4 separate regions of the Homo sapiens genome follow, and regions 1, 2 and 3 are each linked to region 4. The links are chromatin loops, found by intact Hi-C in ENCODE. Cell type or tissue: GM12878. All regions are shown on one strand. Region 1 overlaps PITPNC1 (phosphatidylinositol transfer protein cytoplasmic 1). Region 2 overlaps PITPNC1 (phosphatidylinositol transfer protein cytoplasmic 1). Region 3 holds the start of LOC124904045 (a long non-coding RNA gene). Region 4 overlaps PITPNC1 (phosphatidylinositol transfer protein cytoplasmic 1).

What was found. A loop is a pair of places that touch in the nucleus more often than their neighbours do. Peaks named below come from ENCODE experiments on the same cell type or tissue, not always from the same donor. Only the 100,000 strongest peaks of a DNase experiment are listed, where the experiment ranks them.
Region 1: a loop joins it to region 4, with 6 times the contacts of the local background. A loop is called at or near these places in 6 of 110 quality-filtered maps.
Region 2: it touches region 4 in a loop (8-fold over the local background); 14 of 110 quality-filtered maps call a loop at or near these places.
Region 3: a loop joins it to region 4, with 3.0 times the contacts of the local background. A loop is called at or near these places in 6 of 110 quality-filtered maps.

Annotation. Positions count from the first base shown.
Region 1 is chr17:67,557,221-67,562,220 of GRCh38, forward strand. The region is part of intron 4 of PITPNC1 (phosphatidylinositol transfer protein cytoplasmic 1); the gene reads left to right. LOC124904045 (a long non-coding RNA gene) reads right to left here. Exons shown (of 3, transcript XR_007065879.1): 3 at 3,670-3,882. Among named protein-coding and RNA genes, the nearest start is that of MIR548D2, 88 kb to the left of the region's middle. In GM12878, a CTCF peak has its summit at 2,315 (motif pointing right); no DNase peak of the experiment used is centred here; H3K27ac peaks cover 238 bases.
Region 2 is chr17:67,628,084-67,633,083 of GRCh38, forward strand. It overlaps PITPNC1 (phosphatidylinositol transfer protein cytoplasmic 1), which reads left to right. Exons shown (of 9, transcript NM_012417.4): 6 at 4,060-4,155. Among named protein-coding and RNA genes, the nearest start is that of NOL11, 87 kb to the right of the region's middle. In GM12878, CTCF peaks have their summits at 558 (motif pointing left), 844 (motif pointing left) and 2,038 (motif pointing left); no DNase peak of the experiment used is centred here.
Region 3 is chr17:67,573,495-67,578,494 of GRCh38, forward strand. PITPNC1 (phosphatidylinositol transfer protein cytoplasmic 1) reads left to right here. Exons shown (of 9, transcript NM_012417.4): 5 at 4,692-4,763. LOC124904045 (a long non-coding RNA gene) reads right to left here and starts at 1,851. Exons shown (of 3, transcript XR_007065879.1): 1 at 1,701-1,851. In GM12878, a CTCF peak has its summit at 2,102 (motif pointing right); DNase peaks (open chromatin) are centred at 1,012, 1,427, 2,027 and 4,737; H3K4me3 peaks cover 2,123 bases; H3K27ac peaks cover 4,903 bases.
Region 4 is chr17:67,687,292-67,692,291 of GRCh38, forward strand. All of the region lies in intron 8 of PITPNC1 (phosphatidylinositol transfer protein cytoplasmic 1), which reads left to right. It overlaps LOC101928045 (a long non-coding RNA gene), which reads right to left. Exons shown (of 4, transcript NR_188294.1): 3 at 1,980-2,082. Among named protein-coding and RNA genes, the nearest start is that of NOL11, 28 kb to the right of the region's middle. In GM12878, a CTCF peak has its summit at 2,459 (motif pointing left); a DNase peak (open chromatin) is centred at 2,420; H3K27ac peaks cover 642 bases.

The DNA of each region.
Region 1 (5,000 bases), 130 kb before region 4:
CTCATCTTTGAAGGGCACTAATCCCATCATGAGGGCCCCACCCTCGTGACCTCATCCCTACCTGATTAGTCCCAAAATCCCATCTCCAAACACCATTGCACTGGGGATTACAGCTTCAACATAGGAATTTGGGGGAGACACAGTTCGGCCCATAGTATGCTCCTTCCAGGACCAGTGGGCAAGTGATGGAGGTGGATCCTGGCCACCTGGACACATGGATGGAGGGCAGGTCGTGGTGTTTTCAATGTCAGGTCAAGGTCTAGATTTAATTCTCTGTGAGGAGGTCACATTGTTCCTGGCTAGTTCACTTTTATTTTCCATCCCAAATATAGGACAGCTTTTCTTTCCATCTCCCTGGTGACAAGGGGATCCGGATTTTTCTCTCTGGCTCTAGTGCAGTCCTCCGGGCCCACAGTGTGCGGTTTGAAGCTGCCACCTCTTGACTCAGATTCAGCCGTGTTCTCACGCTCTCTGTCCACGACAGCCCTGGTGGCAGAACCCACCCTTGACTCTGACTACAGAGTCTGCACCCAGGATTTATGACAGATGCTTTCAGTTGCCTTAGTCTTTTTTCCTGTTTTAAATGCTTTTGAATTGTGCTCTTTATCCCCTGATCCTTTAATCCTAAATACCTCTTCTTGCTGTCTTTCCCAAGCTCCATAGTTCCTGTTCGGTGCCTCAAAGCAAAACTTCCCCAAGGTCAGAGCCCCAGTTAGGATCACGGTGCCCTTCCTTTCCTCAGAGAGGCAGCCCGGAGGGCTCAGAAACCTCCAAACCAATGTCTCTTCTTGGAAAGCATTAGTCCAGAGCACGAGGATGTCTATACTAGGATCCCCTAGGTCTTATATCTGACTGTTTAGCCTATTACTCAGACCTCATGCTGCCCTCATTCGTGACAAAGCCCAGGCAAAGAAACCTATTTAGAGTCATCTAGGGCTTCAGCACTATCACAATTATCAAGACATAAGAGCTTTTTCATCACTGTGAGTGACTGCGTGTGTTTAGAATTATGTGGAAATGCCATTTGCCCAGGAAGTGGGAAAAACATCTTTAGCTTGCTTATGGGAAAAAAAAAACACTTAATTATACAGTAAACAACAACACAATGACAGTTTCACAGAGGACAGACCATTCAACCAGTTCTTCCAAACTGGTGGGTTCTTCTGAAGTTGGTAAAGTCTGCAAAGAAAGGTGCCTGAGGAGACTGGCTGCCTTCCAAAGGAGTTGATTTTGTTTTTCTAGAGCTAAAAAAAAAAAAAAGTCTGCGCTTTCAGATGAGCATAAATCAGCAGTATCAATTCAGCCTTGGTACTAATGAAGAACAAAGGATTTTCTTCTTGTTTGTAGGAATTTGAAAACTTAAGTTACAGGAAATGGATAGCAGGGACCTAGAGTAATACAGTTGGCGTATATATTTTGCGACCGTGATCACCCCTCTCCACCGGCATCTCTCTTAATAAGAATCCACAAAAGAGGAGAAATGGGATGCACCTTTGTGTTAGTTAGAATGACAGAAGCAAAGGCAGATGGGTTGTCAATGTTACCCAACATTTTAAATTATTTAGATGAGAGAGGTGGAAAAATAAAATTGCAACAGACCAGGGAGGATGAAATGACTCTTTCATGAGAACCTCAAATCGTATTGAGCCACTATGAGAGAGAGATTACTCAGGGCTGGTTTAGAAGAGCCAAGAAAGAGAGGAAAGGCTGCTCACAGCTGAGAGTCTGTCATCAGTCACCCCAGGTGAACCCGGGTTATCTGCCCAGGAGTGGCCATGGGGAGAATGAGGTATGTTTCTGAAAGCCACTAAACTATCTGGGATAGGAATTGCCCTCACAGTCTGGGCCTTATCAAGCTCCCCCAGTAATCCAAAGAGCTGATAGGTGCTGTGTTTAGAGACCAGTGACCCCCATTCCTCCCAAGCCCCGTCTCCTTTCTTAAGCCTTTCTTCCCCGCACCTTCCCCTGAGTCCCAGCCAAGGGGCAGTACAAACCACTGTATTTCATAACTAGGAACACAGGAACAAGTCCAGGGAAGATTATGTTTATTATACCAGACCTCTAGGATTGGGCTTGTTAGGAAATTAAAGAAAAAAAATCTGGCTATCTCATCTACGATGTAAGCTAAGAGGGTGAAAGTCCCTAAGAGTCCCTTCTTTGAGGCCATGGAGTCAGGAGTTAGCGGGTTAGGAAATAACTTTTATCTATGTATCACAATTAACCCTCGATATTTAGTGCAGTACATAATTTTTTTTAGACAAAGGGAAATATCCTTTTTTTAGGGACCAGGCCAAAGAAACAGTCCTCCAGTTGGGGGCACTGATGAGCAAGGCAGCAATTAGGCACGGGCCTGAAAAGCACCCTTGTGGAGAAGAGGACAGTAAGGCCAGGTGTGGTGGCTGATGCCAGTAATCCCAGCATTTCAGGAGGCTGAGATAGGCGGATCACTTGAGGTCAGGAGTTTGAGACCAGCCTGGCCAACATGGTGAAACCTTGTCTCGACTAAAAATACAAACATTAGCTGTGCATGGTGACGCATGCCTGTAATCCCAGCTCCTCGGGAGGCTGACCTTGAACCCAGGAAGTGGAGGTTGCAGTGAGCCGGGATCATGCCACTGCACTCCAGCCTGGGTGACAGAGCAAGACCCTGTCTCAAAAACAAAAAATAAACAAACAAAAAAACCCAAAAACAAAGAAGATTATGTGAGACCGGTGTCATCACAGAGCCAGAACGACCAAGCTCAAAAATCGTCACAGTTCTAGAGAATTTAGATGGAAGCAGTCTAGAACCATTTATAACTACCATTCAAGATGGTACACAGCCCATTAAGTAAGGGATGGGCTATACAGAGCTAAACAGATTTTATAATTATAGGACTTCTCAGAGCCTTTCTTATTCTAATGTACATTGTGAATCTCCAAAGGGAGCTGTGGCATGCAACGTTTCCCGAGCTGATTTGTCCAAGGGATCTTGGATTTTGCAAGGCCAATCTTTTAAGACTTAGAGGTGTTCCAGAAACTTCTCTTTAGGTCAGAGCCATTATGTGCCCACTAACTATGCCAGTGGATCAATTCTATTTCAGTAAATGTTATTTTTTTCTAAATTTCAGTGAGCTAATGTGTTGCCTGAAGATGACTATTACTCAGATACCAAAGTTTTTTGAAGAATGCCCAACAGTAATGGAAGTGTTTTATTTTTAGAATCAGGTGACACAGAACCCGTAAGTTCCTTTTCAAGCAAAGTCAGTTCTGTTCAACCACACAGCAAAGTCAGCAGTACGTTGGGATGGCAGTGGGTTTGTGCATTTGGATTTGTTTCCATTTAGAAAATGAACTGGTTGTATGGACGAGCCAGTTGCAAACCAGCCTATTCACAGATGTACCGCTGCCCTTGTGTGGGACCAGAGCTCGCCTCTACATCTCAGCACCCCAATTAGTGCCTGGTGAAGCAGGAGCTTTGGAACAGCCAGTTTTGTTTGTTCAGATTATCCCGTTTCCACTTGCTCTAGCTGTTCCCAAGCTCTTCTTTGGACTTCAGAGAAAATTAATTCAGCCATTTTGAGGGGAAAGAGCAGGTGATAGAACACGTGGCTCTACTGTAACAAAACATAACATTTTAAAATTGTTTGCATTTTTTTAACACCACTCGAAATGACTTTACAGAGGGCAATCAGCAGAGAATACAGAGTTGTTTAAGGGAATGTTTGGTAGAAGATTTTACTAAGAAATTCTCCTTTTCTTCTTTTTTGTTTATTTTCCACTTGCAGTACTGAAAAATTTGATTTCCCTTCTGCAGTTTACAAATGTCTGTGGAGTTGTGTTCAGCTCAGTTGTTGAGATCTGCAGAATACAACTGGAAAGATTTTGTGAGCAGATTTCTTTCTGTAAAAATAAAACAGTATGACTATGGGTATACCAACATAGTATATTTCAGGGATTAAAGTGAATGCAAAGGCCGGGTGTGGTGGCTCATGCCTGTAATCTCAACACTCTGGGAGGCCGAGGCAGGTGGATCACTTGAGGTCAGGAGTTCAAGGCAAGCCTGGCCAACATGGCGAAACCCCACCTCTACTAAAAATACAAAAATTAGCTGGGCGTGGTGGTGTGTGCCTGTAATCCCAGCTACTCAGGAGGCTAAGGCAGGAGAATCACTTGAACCTGGGATGCGGAGGTTGCAATGAGCCGATATCTCACCATTGCACTCCAGCCTGGGTGACAATGTAAGACTCTGTCTCAAAAAAAAAAAAAGGGAATGCAGAATTGCCCTGAGGTCTTTGATCTTTTTGATCAGTAAGATAATGTGAACTACACGATAGTGTGTATTTCTTTACTGTCTAGACAAGTGTTGATACATCTTTTCAGTTCAGAATTTTAAACATCGATTCTACTTTCTTAAGTGAGAATTTGCTAGGTTGGTGAAGGGGGATGATTCTTAACCCTTTTTAACTGAGAAGGCTTGCCGTCTGAAAGTTTCTTACCTGGCCATATGCTCACCTGTATTTGGGAAGTCACACTGATCCATTCCCATCTCTGTTATTATTATTTTTAATTATAAATTAGAGGCAGGTTTTCGCTATGTTGCCCAGGCTAATTTTGACCTCCTGGGCTCAAGCAATCCTCCTGCCTCAGCCTCCCAAAGTGCTGGGATTACAGGCGTGAGCCATCACGCCTGGCCCTATCTCTGTTATTTACATGCAATTCTTTTTATTTGATGTGGTCTCCCTGTCTCTTTAAATTCTTGTCTTGCCATTATAGTATGTAGATATCAGTATTCATGAGCATCCTCTGCTTATTTCTGCCTTGACAAGTCCAGCCCTAGATCGTATGAGCCTGAATTTCGTTTCCCTGCATGATTATCCTAGAAGTGCAAGTGAGTAGCAAACCATCCCCCATTCAGAAAACATGCTTTCATTCATGTCTTCGGCTCTGTCTCCCTTCTGGCCTTGCTTTCCTAGTGAGTTGCTATTACTCAGCATGTCAGAGGACGGGAAGAGGATCCA
Region 2 (5,000 bases), 59 kb before region 4:
ACCCGGCTGGGGTTTCACCATGTGGACCAAGCTGGTCTCGAACTCCTGACCTCAAGCCATCCACCCGCCTTGGCCTCCCTAAGTGCTGGGATTACAGGTGTAAGCCACTGCGGCCAGCTGACAGCCTATTCTTTTCTTTCTTTTGCAGCACATACTCCATTCTGCCTTGTATTTTTGGTGATAGCTCCCCAGTCTGTCTCTCCTACTAGATGGTAACCTCTCAAGGGCTATCTTTGTAGTCCCTCAAGCCCAGGGCAGCACTTTGTATGCAATGGGTGTATCAGTCAGGGCCCAATCAGGAGATAGAAACCATGCAGTAATTTGAATAGGAGAAATGTAATAGAAGGAATTATTGATCTCTGATGGGAGCAACTATAAGGATGTAAAGGGAACTCCAAAGGATACCCTAAGGCTGAGAGAGAATACCCAGGAAGGACAAACTTGGCAGGGGCCTCTCTGCATGGCTGGGGTTCAGACTTCATTGGAGAAGCAGGATGGTGGGGAAGTTCACGAGGTTGACCTGAGCCAGGGCTGGTTCACAGTGGTTGAGCAGCAGAGCGCCCTCTGGGGTGCAGGCCAGAGGAGGTTGGTGGACAGGGGTGTGTGTGGAGAGAGAGTCGGGGCACGCTGCCAGTGCAAGGCCTGCAGCACGCAGTGCCTGCAGCAGGAGGGCCACCGTGAAGTGGTTACTGGGCCCAGGCTAGGGCTGCAAGGTCACTGAGCAACTATGCACTCCAGGCTTGCAGCTGGGGCAGAGCATGACCGAAAGTCCCCACAGGCACACTCTGCAGCCCAACAACATCCAAATCTGAAGAAATCCCCTTCCTCTTGCAGTGGCCCTTTAGGGCCCCCTACTGATGAGGCTCACTGTAAAGGAGAAATGCTTACAGGGTCCAGTCCATGATCTCAGAGCAGAGGCATAAGGGCGACTTTGGAGCTAAGGCAATACTATGAAAACTGCAATGGGTGCAATGAGGGATCAATAAAATGTTTGAATTAAATCGGAGAAAGCTACATAACCTGTCATGCCCCCCCTTCATCCGTGCTTAGTTCCCTTTCTTTGAGTCCTGTAGATTTTGCCACCAATAAATGTCAAACCTTTTTAACTACTTTTGTAATTTACTCTCTGGAAGCTCATTTCCCTCTGGGGTATTCTGTGTGTGTGTGTGTGTGTGTGTGTGTGGTTTTTGTTGTTGTTGTTGTTTTTGAGACAGAGTCTCACTCTGTCGACCAGGCTGGAGTGCAGTGGCACGATCTCGGCTCACTGCAATGTCCACCTCCCAGGTTCAAGTGATTCTCCTGCCTCAGGCTCCCAAGTAGCTGGGATTACAGGCACATGCCAACATGCCCAGTAGGGACGGGGTTTCTCCATCTCATCATGTTGGCCAGGCTGGTCTTGAACTCCCAGCCTCAAGTAATCCACCTCCCCCAACCCGCCCGACATCAGCCTCCCGAAGTGCTGGGCTTACAGGTGTGAGCCACTGTGCCTGGCCTCTGTGTGTCTTCTTAATGAGGCATGTGTCTCTCTTCTCTTAGCTCATACTTAAAAGAGATTTGCAGAAAGAAAGAAGGAGCGGGGGGGACTGGCTCTCGCAAACAGTGTGAGACCCAGTATTTTATTTCACAACTTATTTCTCCACTTGAACTTGAACTTGTTTCTCCACTGTCTGTTTCATTTCGAGGCAGTTCACTTGTCCCTCCCAAATGCTTTAGGAGTGTCCTGAAGCACTTGACTTCAAGTAGCAGTGGAAAGAATCAGAGCCAATCCAAGAACCAATCTTTCTCTGACTTGGAGAAGTCAGTGGCCACCTCGGGTCAGACTAGGGAGTTAATCTCCTTGGACAAATCTGAAGAGTCCAGTCTCCAAATATTTAGAAAAGAATAGGCAAGAAGAGAAGAACCACCAGCCGACTTGGAGGATAATTACAACACAAATATTATTCAGAAAGCATTTAGAAAGGACTAATCGTTTCAAGTAACTTGAGAATCCAACCGAGATGAGTTGAGCCTATAAAGAGCCCTTCAGATGCCCTCTTGTGGGAGACTGTGTTAATAGGCACCAAGTTTGGGTTAGGACAGTGTTCTTGGGTATCAACCACCCTGTTCTTCCAAAATATTGCATTCTCTCCCGAAGAGTCAGATGTAATTAGTGTTAACTGTTGATTCCCTCCAGGAATGAGCTAAACAGTGGGATGTGGCTACAGTTAAGACTTCCTCTAAGAATGAAGTGGTTGTCCAAACTTAAATCTGTTGGCCGGGCATGGTGGCTCACGCCTGTAATCCCAGCACTTTGGGAGGCCAAGGCGGATGGATCACTTGAGGTCAGGAGTTCAAGACCAGCCTGGCCACCATGGTGAAACCCCCATCTCTACTAAAAATACAAAAATTGGCCGGGCTTGGTGGTGGGCACCTGTAGTCCCAGCTACTCAGGAGGCTGGGGCAGAAGAATGGCTTGAACCCAGGAGGCGGAGATTGCAGTGAGCTCAGATCCCACCACTTCATTCCAGCCTTGAGACTCCGTCTCAAAAAAAGAAAGCTGTTTATCATCCTGCAGAAGGATGATTATCCCTTTAGACCAGAAAAATGACAGTGAGAAGAACTAGAAGAACTTAATTTTTCCACTGAAATTTAGACTTTTTTTTTTTTTTGAGACAGTCTCACTCTGTCACTCAGGCTGGAGTGCAGTGGCGCAATCTCGGCTCACTGCAACCTCTGCCTCCTGGGTTCAAGTGATTCTTCTGCCTCAGCCTCCCAAGTAGCTGGGATTACAGGTGTGCAGCATCACGCCCGGCTAATTTTTGTATTTTTGGTAGAGACAGGGTTTCACCATATTGGCCAAGCTGGTCTCAAACTCCTGACCTCAAGTGATCTGCCCACCTCGGCCTCCCAAAGCGCTGCGATTACAGGCATGAACCACTGAGCCCAGGCCGACATTTATATCTATATATTGCGGCTGTGTTGTTGTTGTTGTTATTATTATTATTATTATTATTATTATTATTATTATTATTATTTTGCAAGTGATGTGCATTCTGGGCCAGTGAAACCTAGAGCAGATTGGCAGGAAACCATCTCAGTGTCTTACCAAGCTTTACCTTGTTACCTTTATGTGTACAAAGGAAATTGTGCCCTTAAATGATCAAGAAAAACAGGTGTGTTTCCCCTGGATAATGAGATTGTGGTTTATTTTCTTATTTTTGCTTATCTATATTTTCTGCAATGAGCATGTTTTATTTGTGAAACTAAATATATATAAAAATATATGGCCGGGCGCGGTGGCTCACGCCTGTAATCCCAGCACTTTGGGAGGCTGAGGCGGGCGGATCACGAGGTCAGGAGATCGAGACCATCCTGGCTAACACGGTGAAACCCCGTCTCTACTAAAAATACAAAAAATTAGCCGGGCGTGGTGGTGGGCGCCTGTAATCCCAGCTACTCGGGAGGCTGAGGCAGGAGAATGGCATGAACCCAAGAGGCGGAGCTTGCAGTGAGCCGGGATAGCGCCACTGCAGTCCAGCTTGGGCGAAAGAGTGAGACTCCGTCTCAAAAACCAAAAAAAAAAAAAAAAAAAAAAATATATATATATATAAAATATATATTTTTAACATATATATAATTTTAATTTTAAAAAACACACACTTTTCTAACTCTTGGCCTATATCCCTGCTTTTTGACTCAAATTTAGCCAGACCCTTTCCAACCTCTTTACTCCTCCTGTTCAGGTGAACTGCCAAAAATCAGCAGACTTCAGTTTGGGAAGAGATTTTTTTTTTTTGGAAGAGATTAATTTCCTCACTCTTGAACTCCTAAAAACAGCCCAGTTTTTCTTCTACCTCTCACCAAGCAGTGATTGATGCTACACCTGCCTCTGATGTGACAAAACCAAAGCCATGAATCAAAGCCTTCTATGATTCTTGCGCATTCTGAGGCTGGTGAAAGCACTAGCCGGGGGCCCTGAGACGTGTGAAGATGCTCTGTGTGGGGGTTATTCTGCCTCGGGCACTTTGGAGGGTAACACCTGCTATCACTAACCTTTGATATGTTGCTCTGCTTTTTCAGATTTTCGACAATGAAGCCAAAGACGTGGAGAGAGAAGTTTGCTTTATTGATATTGCCTGCGATGAAATTCCAGAGCGCTACTACAAAGAATCTGAGGTAAGCAACAGTTGGGATGAGATGTGGAAGATTCATTCATTCATTCATTCCACAACTATTTCTTAAGTGCCTCCTAACTTGGGAGGATGCCATCTCTCGTCGTGTGGATTCAATTTGCTTTCGTATCTTGCTGGTTCTTTTTGCAAGTCTCAAAATTAAGTCTCTAACTCTTCAGGGACCATCATTGGCCCTGGCTGTTACTCAATCTCCACTTAGTTTTCCTGTCTCCCAACTCTGCCATCATTTTTGGCAACGTCAGTATCCATAGGGCTGGACCATCCAACACACTGGCCTTGCTGAAAAACAACAGTCTCCCCAATTACATGCGCTCTTTTTTTTTTTTTTTTCTTTTTTTTTTTTGAGATGGAGTCTCGCCCAGGCTGGAGTGTGGTGGTGTGATCTCACTGTGGCATCTGCCTCCCAGGTTCAAGCCATTCTCCTGCCTCAGCCTCCTGAGTATGTGGGATTACAGGCGCCCACCACCATACCTGGCTAATTTTTGTATTTTTAGTAGAGATGGGGTTTCACCCTGTTGGCCAGGCTGGTCTCCAACTTCTGATCTCAAATGATCAGCCCACCTTGGCCTCCCAAAGCACTGGGATTACAGGCATGAGCCACCTGTGTTTTATTTGTATCTGAATCAATCCTTGAAAACTTTGATAGCTCATTCCAGCACAGCTCCTTTCTCTCAAAACAGCAAGCACCTTAATGAGGACATCTCCTTTGTTCTTGGCTGAGAATAAATTTCAGAGAACTTCTTTCTGTCTGGTTTTCAACCTACCAGGATCCATCCTTTGCCTTAGTTCTACCTTCTTGTTATACGGTTTGTGCAAGTCACCATTTAT
Region 3 (5,000 bases), 110 kb before region 4:
CCTTTGATGATCAGGTGGGAGGTGGAAAAAGTAGAGACAGGAAGCACTGAAACTGAATACTCTTTTTTTTTTTTTTTTTTTTTTTTGAGATGGAGGCTTGCTCTGTCGCCCAGGCTGGAGTGCAGTGGCGCAACCTCAGCTCACTACAACCCCCGCCTCCCGGGTTCAAGCGATTCTTCCCGCTCAGCCTCCCGAGTAGCTGGGATTACAGGCATCTGCCATCATGCCCAGTTAATTCTTGTATTTTTGTAGAGATGGGGGTCTCACCATTGGCCAGCCTGGTCTTGAACTCCTGACCTCAGGTGATCCACACACCTCGGCCTCCCAAAGTGCTGGGATTACAGGCATGAGCCACCATGCCCGGCTACTGACTACTCTTTTAATAAGTTTTTTTATGAAGACAGAAAGAGATACGGAATTGATTATAGATGGGGGAAGAAATAGGATCAAGGGAACTTTGTGCTTATTTATTTTTTAAGACTGTGTCTCTTTTCATTATATTTTTAGGCTGTGGGAAGGAAGCAGGGAAAAGATGCAAATAATCAATGAAACAAGGTTCCAGAGAAGAGCTTACAAATAATTTGTACTGTGCACCTACTATGTGCCAGTCACTGTGCTGGGGTTTAGCTGTGTGATCTCATTGATCTTCTGAACACTCCTACAGAGCGGAAAAGGATTGTCCCCATTCTCCACCTGGGGCAACTGGGGCTGAGAACAGTAAAATAACTTGCCCAGGTTGATACATCTTGGATTTGAGCCCAAGTCAGCTGGCTCTGATGTCTCAGTGCTTTTCATTATATTATTTCTCCACTGAAAAAGAGGAGGATATATCTTTCTCGGATTCACAAAGAATAAGAAACGTAAAGAAATAAGCAGATTTGTAATGGAGGAAAGGGATGTGTCAGTGTTTCTATCATGCAGTTCATGTCCTCATTAAACTATGACTCAAAGTGATCAGCTGCAAGGGAGAGGGGAGAAAGGGTGAAGCCAGGCAAGGGACCTTGAGAGGGTAAGGGATGTAGGATAGATCAGTGGATGAGATATAACAGGGAGCCAATCAGGAAGAAATAAAAGACCTTGCTTTAAAGCTAAGCTTCCGCTAGGATTAGTGGGCTGGATTTTTGGAGAAACCAGCCTGCATGGGGGAGGCAGAAGGTTATCTTAACATGGACATCACCCCTGAGAGATTTCAGTGACGGCACTGAAGAAGCCCAGAGCCACAGATAATTCTGATTTTAACTCAAGACACCCGCACACCCCAGGACTCTGAGAACGAGTCATCAGACATCCCAAGGGGATTATCAGCCCCAACCACCTGCCGAAGGAGAAAGTACTGACCCGCTTGGAGTTACCAGGAGCTGTTCTCTGGCCACCCTGCTGAAGCCAGGTGCACTACTCCTAGCCTCGTGGCAAGGTTGCCATTCTGATATGAAAATAACCAAAGTCCCCACTCAAAAATAACAACATCTGCTAATTTGCATGGGAGTTTTGCATTTCATAATTGGGTTTAATACGCAAATGCTAAAATTCATGTGTTGGGCTAGCTAAGTGGTTTAGAGGTTCAGTGGGTAAAAACTCCTCACAGTGTTCCACTCTGGTGCACCGAGACCCACACCCACGCTCCACAACTCTGTACTCTCCCCACTCCTTGGTTTGACTCTCATATGAATTATGGGATAAAAAATACAAAATCGATTTACCTAAAGGCTTGTCGTGTCTAAGAGGGTCTCAGCCAGGGCATCCCCCCACGTTCTCATGTCTGCTTTGGGGCTCTGAGTCCTCCAGCGTCTTCATTTGAGATGAGCAGCTGCTCCTTGGTGCTACCTGAACCCGGATATAAGGGCAGCGGTTATGGAGTGAGAAGTTTGAGAGGAGACAGCAGAGAGGGTGTTAATGAATAATCGCAGGGCCTTGTTCTCCATAAAGGCAATTACTGGGATTGATTGTTTCCGTGTTTCCTTAGTCACGGTTCAGATCCCTTGTTTCACTCAGATTAAGACAGATGCGTGCTGAACGCGTCCTGGCATGTGATGTCAGGAGAATTATCGATGGCACGTCCCAGGCCTCTGTCTTCTCGTGCAGGTGCCACCAGGGGTCTCAGCTGGGCTGAAAGGGGAGCGTGGTCATTGTGCGGCTGAAGCATGTGTGTGCTATAGCCAGGTGGTTTTCCAGGTTGAGCATGCCTCAGCATACACTGGAGGGCTTGGTAAACAGATTGCTGAACCCCACCTCCAGAGTTTCTGATTTAGTTGGTCTGCTGAAGAATTTGCCTTTCTTTCTTTCTTTCTTTTCTTTCTTTCCTTCTTTCTTTCTTTCTTTCTTTCTTTCCTTCCTTCCTTCCTTCCTTCTTTCTTTCTTTCTTTCCTTCCTTCTTTCTTTCTTTCCTTTTTTTTTTTTTTTGAGACTGAGTCTCACTCTGTTGCCCAGACTGGAGTGCAATGGCATGATCTCAGCTCACTGCAACCTCCACGTCCCAGGTTCAAGCGATTCTCGTGCCTCAGCCTCCCAAGTAGCTGGAATTACAGGGGTACACCACTACACCTGGCTAATTCTTGTATTTTTAGTAAAGACGGGGTTTCGCCATGGTGGCCAGGCTGGTCTCAAACCCCTGACCTCAGGTGATATGCCTGCCTTGGTCTCCCAAAGTGCTGGGATTACAGGCATGAGCCACCGTGCCTGGCCAAGTATTTGCATTTCTAACAATTCTGGGCTGCTGGAGCTGGTCCAGAAACTCCTCTTTGAGAACCACTCAGTATGGTGAAGAGTATGGACACTGAGACCTGGCCACCTGGCTGCATGAGACTGTAGGCCATTTACTTACCCTCTCTGCACCTCCATCTCCTCATCTTTAAAGCAGGGGGGGATGGTAATAGTACCTCCTTCACGGGATTGTTGCCAGGAATAAATGAGTGAGAGCATCAGAGCATTTGTAGCAGTGTCTGGTATAGACAGTATGTGAGTACTGGAATCATGTATAAGGGATCCAGCCTCTTGGGACTGTGATGCTATCAGGCCAAGTCTGGTTTCCCCAACACCCACAGATCCCAATGCAGGTGCTGGGTCATTTTGCCCATTAGCCGTCAATCCCATCTCTGGTGGCCAAGAAAGTTAATGCCCAGCTTAGGGCTAGCTAGAGCGTGGTTACACCAACATCCATCAAAATTCTCTTCTTAAGCCACCTTAACCCTTCACATCTACTGAATGCATAGGACTTGACTCAGCGAGACTGGGGCTGTAGGGCTGGGTTGCATTTGGGGTTTCTGTCCCTCGTGTGGACAAAGACAAAGACAGGGGCTGCCTTTTCTGGTTCAGTTTCTACCCATGGATGCTGTCTGCTGAATGCATTCTTGCTGCCCAGTATTATACATTTTTAAAACATCATTTTATTAATATTTAACCCTCACAGTGTTGCTCTTAGGTAATAATTATTACTCCTGTTTTAACTCTGTTGGGGTTCAGAGAAGTTAAATGACTTATCCAAATTACATATTAAAAGCCAGGTCTCGCCCGGATGCAGTGGCTCATGGCTGTAATCCCAGCACTTTGGGAGGCCGAGGCGGGAGAATCGCATAAGGCCGGGAATTTGAGACCAGCCTGGGCAACAGAGAGAGACCCTTGCCTTTACCAAAAAAATTTTAAAAATCCGCCAGGCATGGTGTCACACACCTATAGCTGTAGTCCCAGCTACCTGGGAGGCTGAGGTGGGAGGATCGCTTGAGCCCATAGGTCAAGGTTACAGTGAGCTGTGACTGCACCACTGCACCCCAGCCTGGGTGACAAAGTAAGACTCTGTCTCAAAAATAAAAATAAAAAGAAGGCCGGGCGCCTGTAATCTGTAATCCCAGCACTATGGGAGGCCAAGGTGGGCAGATCTTTTGAGCTCAGGAGTTCGAGACCAGCCTGGCTAACATGGAGAAACCCTATCTCTACTAAAAATACAAAAATTAGCCGGGCTACACGGAAGGCTAAGGCATGAGAATCACTTGAACCTGGGAGGTGGAGGTTGCAGTGAGCCGAGACCACACCACTGCACTCCAGCCTGGGCGACAGAGCAAGACCCTGTCTCAAAACAATAAAAAATAATAAAATTTAAAAATTAAAAATAAAATTTAAAATTTAAAATAAATTTAAAAATTTTTTTTATTTTACTTTAAAAATAAATTTATGTTTTAAAAATTAAAAATAAATTTATGTTTTAAAAATTAAAAATAAAAGCCAGGTCTGTCTGACTTCAATAATCTATGACTTTAAAGTTCTACTATATCCCCTTGCTAATGTTATATGAGCATTTATATAAAGATTAAGGCTGGGTCCCCAGGAATCCAGCAATGGTAGCTGCTCCCCAAAAGTAAGCTCACCAGAACTGGAACTGGCGTGATTTAGGGGTTTGCTTTTCTAAAGCTTATGCTAGGAGTCACAGAACATATTCCTTTTGGAAATGTTCTCTTCAGGGACTTGCCCTCTACTGCTGGTTATTCTCTGTGGCCTGACCTCTGTCTGGATGAAACTGTGTTCATTGTCCTAAAGGCGGCTTTCCTTTGTCTGAATTTGGATATTGACTTAGTATCTTAACATTTCTGTTCCGGGACGGTGCTTGCAACCAAATGGCCAGGAAAGTATTCAGAAGCTCTGCTGAATATAGGAAGAGAGAAAAAATGTTATGCTAATGAAAATTTGCTTTTCTCCCACAGTGTTCCTTTCTGCCGAAATTCTCCATTCATATAGAAACCAAGTATGAGGACAACAAAGGAAGCAATGACACCGTGAGTAGCCCCTCCTTCCATGCTGCGCTCGCCTCGTGGGCTCTGAATATCACAGCACTTCTCACAGCCCCTCTGTGACCAGGGCCAGCAGTGGGACCTGTGCCTGGGACCTCAGAGATGTTCTGGCCTTTGGCTTCTGAGGGTTATTTCCCTGGGACTTTTCCCTGGAATTCTTTTGTTGTCTAGCTTTTCTTTCTTCTCATTTTTATGTACTTTCCCTGGGCCTCTGAGCAGAAG
Region 4 (5,000 bases):
TCGTCACCCAGACCCTGTTGCTGCAGAACCTGAGCTGGATCTAAATTGGGCAGTGTCACCTCTCTCTTCCAGACATTTCGATCCCTTAAAGTTGCTTGACGTGGAGGTTATTTCGGTCATAAAACCAAGAACATGGAGAGTGGAAACACTTTTGTGGGACTAGTAAAACGGCCTGCACCATAAAAGAGCAGAGGAGTGAAAATCGATGTCATATGTAAACTAGAATAACATGTCAGTAACTTTTAAAAACATAGCTAACACTCACTTATTCATTCAAGGGAGGGCTTCTGGCTCATCAGCTATTTTAGGTTTCTTTACATTTGCTTTGAAAAGCTTTCTGTGGCTCTTTATAGCTGTTTTACCCAATCAGTTCCTTTTTACTTAGGATAATCTCAAGATGGGCTGCAGTCTGTGCAGACACACAGGCTGAGCAGTGAAGGGGTGTGAGCTGGGGATGTGCTGAGCTGCCTAGCAGATCCCTGGGACTTAGGGTAAGCCTTAGAGAGCCTCAGTTATTTCGTTGCACACTGGAAATTGAGAGCTGACTGTATATTGTATGCCAGCATTTTAAGTATCGTAATCTCTCAATCATTCATGCTAATGAAGGGTAGCTAGAGATAACAAAGAAAAGTGTAATCACCAAATCATTTCTTTGCATCTTCAGCCAGAGCTGTGATCTCTTTGGGTTCCGCCTTGAGTCCTCATGTCCATTAGCCCAGTCTCCAGAATAATACATAGTAGGTGTTAAAAAAAAAAAAAAAAATCAGCTGGGCGCGGTGGCTCATGCCTGTAAGCCCAGCACTTTGGGAGGCCGAGGCAGGTGGATCACCTGAGGTCGGGGGTTCGAGACAAGCCTGACCAACATGGAGAAACCTCGTCTCTACTTAAAATACAAAATTAGCTGGGTGTGGTGGCGCATGCCTGTAATCCTAGCTACTCAGGAGGCTAAGGCAGGAGAATTGCTTGAACCTGGGAGGCAGAGGTTGCAGTGAGCCAAGATCGCGCCATTGCACTCCAGCCTGGGCAACAAGAGCAAAATTCTGTCTCAAAAAAAAAAAAATCAATGCTGTAGTTCTAGGAAATTTAGATGTGGCTGTTGTCATAAATGGATCCTTTAGAATTGTGAAGACCTTCTGATTGCACTTTGGAAATTTTTAGTTAAATTTTTGGAGCATGTCTTTGGAATGTGCCCTGCAAGTCTCATGTGCTGCAACTGGTTGCATGTGATTGCCCTTGAGGTTGCAAGGGCCCTAACTCTTCTCCCATTTTGCATGCAGTGATCTGATTTGCAGGAAACTGTTGGAGCAAGAGGCGTTTCCTCTCTATGCACAGACCAATTCCAGTAGGACTTCCCCCTAGAAGTGCTCTTTAAGGAAACTCTCCTTGAATTTCTATCACTTTCAATTACCTTTTCTTTTAGAAATGTTGGGCCCCAGTTCCCCCTCAGCCACTCTGAAAGCCATTCACTATAAATATGACCAGGCAAACAAAGGAAGAAGCCACAGGTAAAGAGGAGACACCAGATGGCTAAAAGATGCTAAGCTCAGTGATTTTCTCACAGCTTATAAGCCCCTTGGCTTGGCTTTCTTTCAGTTTTACTGTGATTATTACTTTATAATTAAAGTCCATGGCTGGGTGCGGTGGCTCACGCCTGTAATCCCAGCACTTTGGGATGCCAAGGCGGGCGTATCACCTGAGGTCGGGAGTTCAAGACCAGCCTGACCAACATGAAGAAACCCCGTCTCTACTAAAAATACAAAATTAGCTGGGCGTGGTGGCGCATGCCTGTAATCCCAGCTACTCGGGAGGCTGAGGCAGGAGAATCGTTTGAACCCAGGAGATGGAGGTTGCAGTGAGCAGAGATTGTGCCACTGCACTCCAGCCTGGGCAACAAGAGTGCAACTCCATCTCAAATAAATAAATAAATAAATAAAGTAAAATAAATAAATAAAGTAAAATAAAAAATAAAGTCCACTTACTATGTAGAAGGTGATAACGTAGAGTGGTTCTTCCCATGGAAAAGCCCACATAATCTCTGGCTGCCCCTCAGCGTTGTTCCCGTGACTTCAGGGTGAAAGATGCCTGCCACCGGAGAAGTTACACAAAGTGGTTATTTTGAATGCTTATGACATTTCCATTATCCTTTGGAATTCCGTGAAATTGGAGCACATTTATTTTTCCTTAGTCTTTCTCCTGTATCATAATGAAAAGCAGTGAAAATCAGGAGGTGGCTCTTTGTCACAAATAAAAACTGCATGGGTGCTAAATGAATTTTAGATCATCAACCCAAGCAGGGACAAATTAGATTGAAATTAGGCAAAATTAACATCCATGAACACAGCAGTGAGGAAATAAGTCTTTTCAATTGAGCAGGTTCAAAGCCTTCAAGGACGGGAACTTCTAAGAGCCTCTGGGAGTGGAAAATCAAAATTCTGTGCTTTAGATTATTTCTGCCCCCTGCTGGCTATGTGGAGTAGAACAATGTATTCAGCCACTTGATTAAGAAAGTCTGCTTTTTCAAAGATAATATCCATTTATCATAGCAAAAACATAACATACCCTGATACACTAAAATTTTTCTCAGTCTCAACTTTATTGTGAAATAAATGCCTCTTTTTATATAACCTTAATCTCACTTCTTAGCTCATTTAATAGTCTTCCATGTTTTTAAAAATTGGTAAGTTTATAGGTACAATTTTTCTTGATATATGCTGAATTTTATATCTTATCCACATAGTCATAATGACTTATATCCTTTGTAAAAACTTTCCCTTTCAGAAAATTTTAATAATTGTTCCCAGGAAATCCTCTTAAGGATTTCATTTTGTGAAAAATACTTCTGGTTTGCTCAGATGTTATAAAACCTAAAGATTAAGCTGGGCACGGTGGCTCATGCCTATAATCCCAGCACTTTGGGAGGCTGAGGTGGACGGATGACCTGAGGTCAGGAGTTCGAGACCAGCCTGGCCAACATGGTGAAACCCCATCTCTACTAATAACACAAAAATTAGCCGGGCGTGGTGGCAGACGCCTGTAATCCCAGCTACTCGGGAGGCTGAGGCAGGAGAATCGCTTGAACCCCGGAGGCGGAAGTTGCAGTGAGCCGAGATCTCGCCGTTGCACTCCAGCCTGGGAGACAAGAGCAAAACTCTGTCTCAAAAAAAAAAAAAAAGAAAAAGAAAAGTCCTAAGGATTAATACTGTGTTATGAATATTCATTACATACTCAGTATTTCCAAAGTGGCTATATTGTTTCCTGCTGGTTATTCCCTCCAATATTATCTAATGAAGTTTCAACTGCTAAGTACATGGCAGTGGACAAGAAACAATGAAAAATGGGTCTCTGGGGGGCCAAAACAGATACAGAAAATCCGCGGGCACTAAATTTTGCATTTTGCTCCAGGATAAGCCTTGGGCCTTGACTCAGTCTTTAATAAGCCCAGGTTCCTCTTTTCCCTGTTCCCAGCAAGTAAAAATGGCAAAGGATACCAGGGATAGCCAGGGTAACAATAATTAATAATAACAGTAATAAGGCTGGGCACGGTGGCTCAGGTCTGTAATCCCAGCACTTTGGGAGTCTGAGGCAGGTGGATCACGAGGTTAGGAGTTCGAGACCAGCCTGGCCAACATGGTGAAACCCTGTCTCTGCTAAAAGTACAAAAATTAGCAGGGCATGGTGGCACGTGCCTGTAGTCCCAGCTATTCAGGAGGCTGAGGCAGGAGAATTACTTGAACCCAGGAGGTGGAGGTTGCAGTGAGCCAAGATCACGCCATTGCACTCCGGCCTGTGCAACAGAGCAAGACTCTATCTCAAATAAATAAATAAATAAATAAATAAATAATAACAGTAATAATAGAGTTTCTGAGCATGAGAGAAGAGATATCAAGCCATAAAGAGCAAATAGACCCTGAGAAGGAACTAAGGAACTGTATTTTTGCACAGTGATATATCTTCAACATATTATGTCTCAAATGTAGGAAGTATGTATAATACATTAAACACATTAGGGAAAGATTTACATTTTTTAAATACTGTTTTTACTTTCTCACTTAAATAAGAACATTTCAGGTATTTGGAAAACCTACATTATCCAACAATGATTATTAACAGTGGTATCACTGTCTTATTTGTTGAATTCCAAGTCATGCTTTTTTTTCTTTTAAATAGAATCCTCACTATTAAATGATCCTCTCCTTTCATTCTCTATTCTTTTTAAGTTTCCTCAAGAAATGGTTTTATTTTCTTGGCTTTGGAATGATTAGCAGGGTGTGGTGAAATTGTTGATTTACGTGTTTTTGAAACTGAATTTATTAAAACACAATCTCTGAACCTTCTTAGGATCGACACACAGTCAGGAAACCAGAAACAACAGCATCTTTGTGGCCCCTCAGAATAAAAAAGTATATGTATTGATTAAGAAGATAGCATGTTGGCCTGAGTACAGTGGCTCACGCCTGTAATCCCAACACTTTGGGAGGCTTAGGCAGGCGGATCACTTGAGGTGAGGAATTCAAGACCAGCCTAGGCAACATAGCGAGACCCTGTCTCTACAGAAAATACAAAAAAATTAAACCAGGCATTATGGCATGCACCTGTGGTTTCAGCCTCACGGGGCCCTAATGCAGGAGGATCACTTGAGCCCAGGAGGTCGAGACTGCCGTGAGTCATGATCGCACCACTGCACTCCAGCCTGGGTGATGCAGTGAGATCCCGTCTCAGAAAGAAAAAAAAAAAAGAAGATAGTATGTTGAAAAATCCTGATGATTTACCTGTTTACCCTATAAAGGTATACTTTCATGATCTAAAGTTGACAATAATGACAATAATATGTGTCATTTCAGGGCCATTGATTGTTTTAATTACCTTCTCTTTATGAAAAATATGACCAGTTAATTATAGCTCCAAATACCCCACACCAGACCCACAACAACACAGATGCACACGGGTGCACACACATACACACACACAGGCACATATTTCCCCCGTCTAGTTCTGTATTC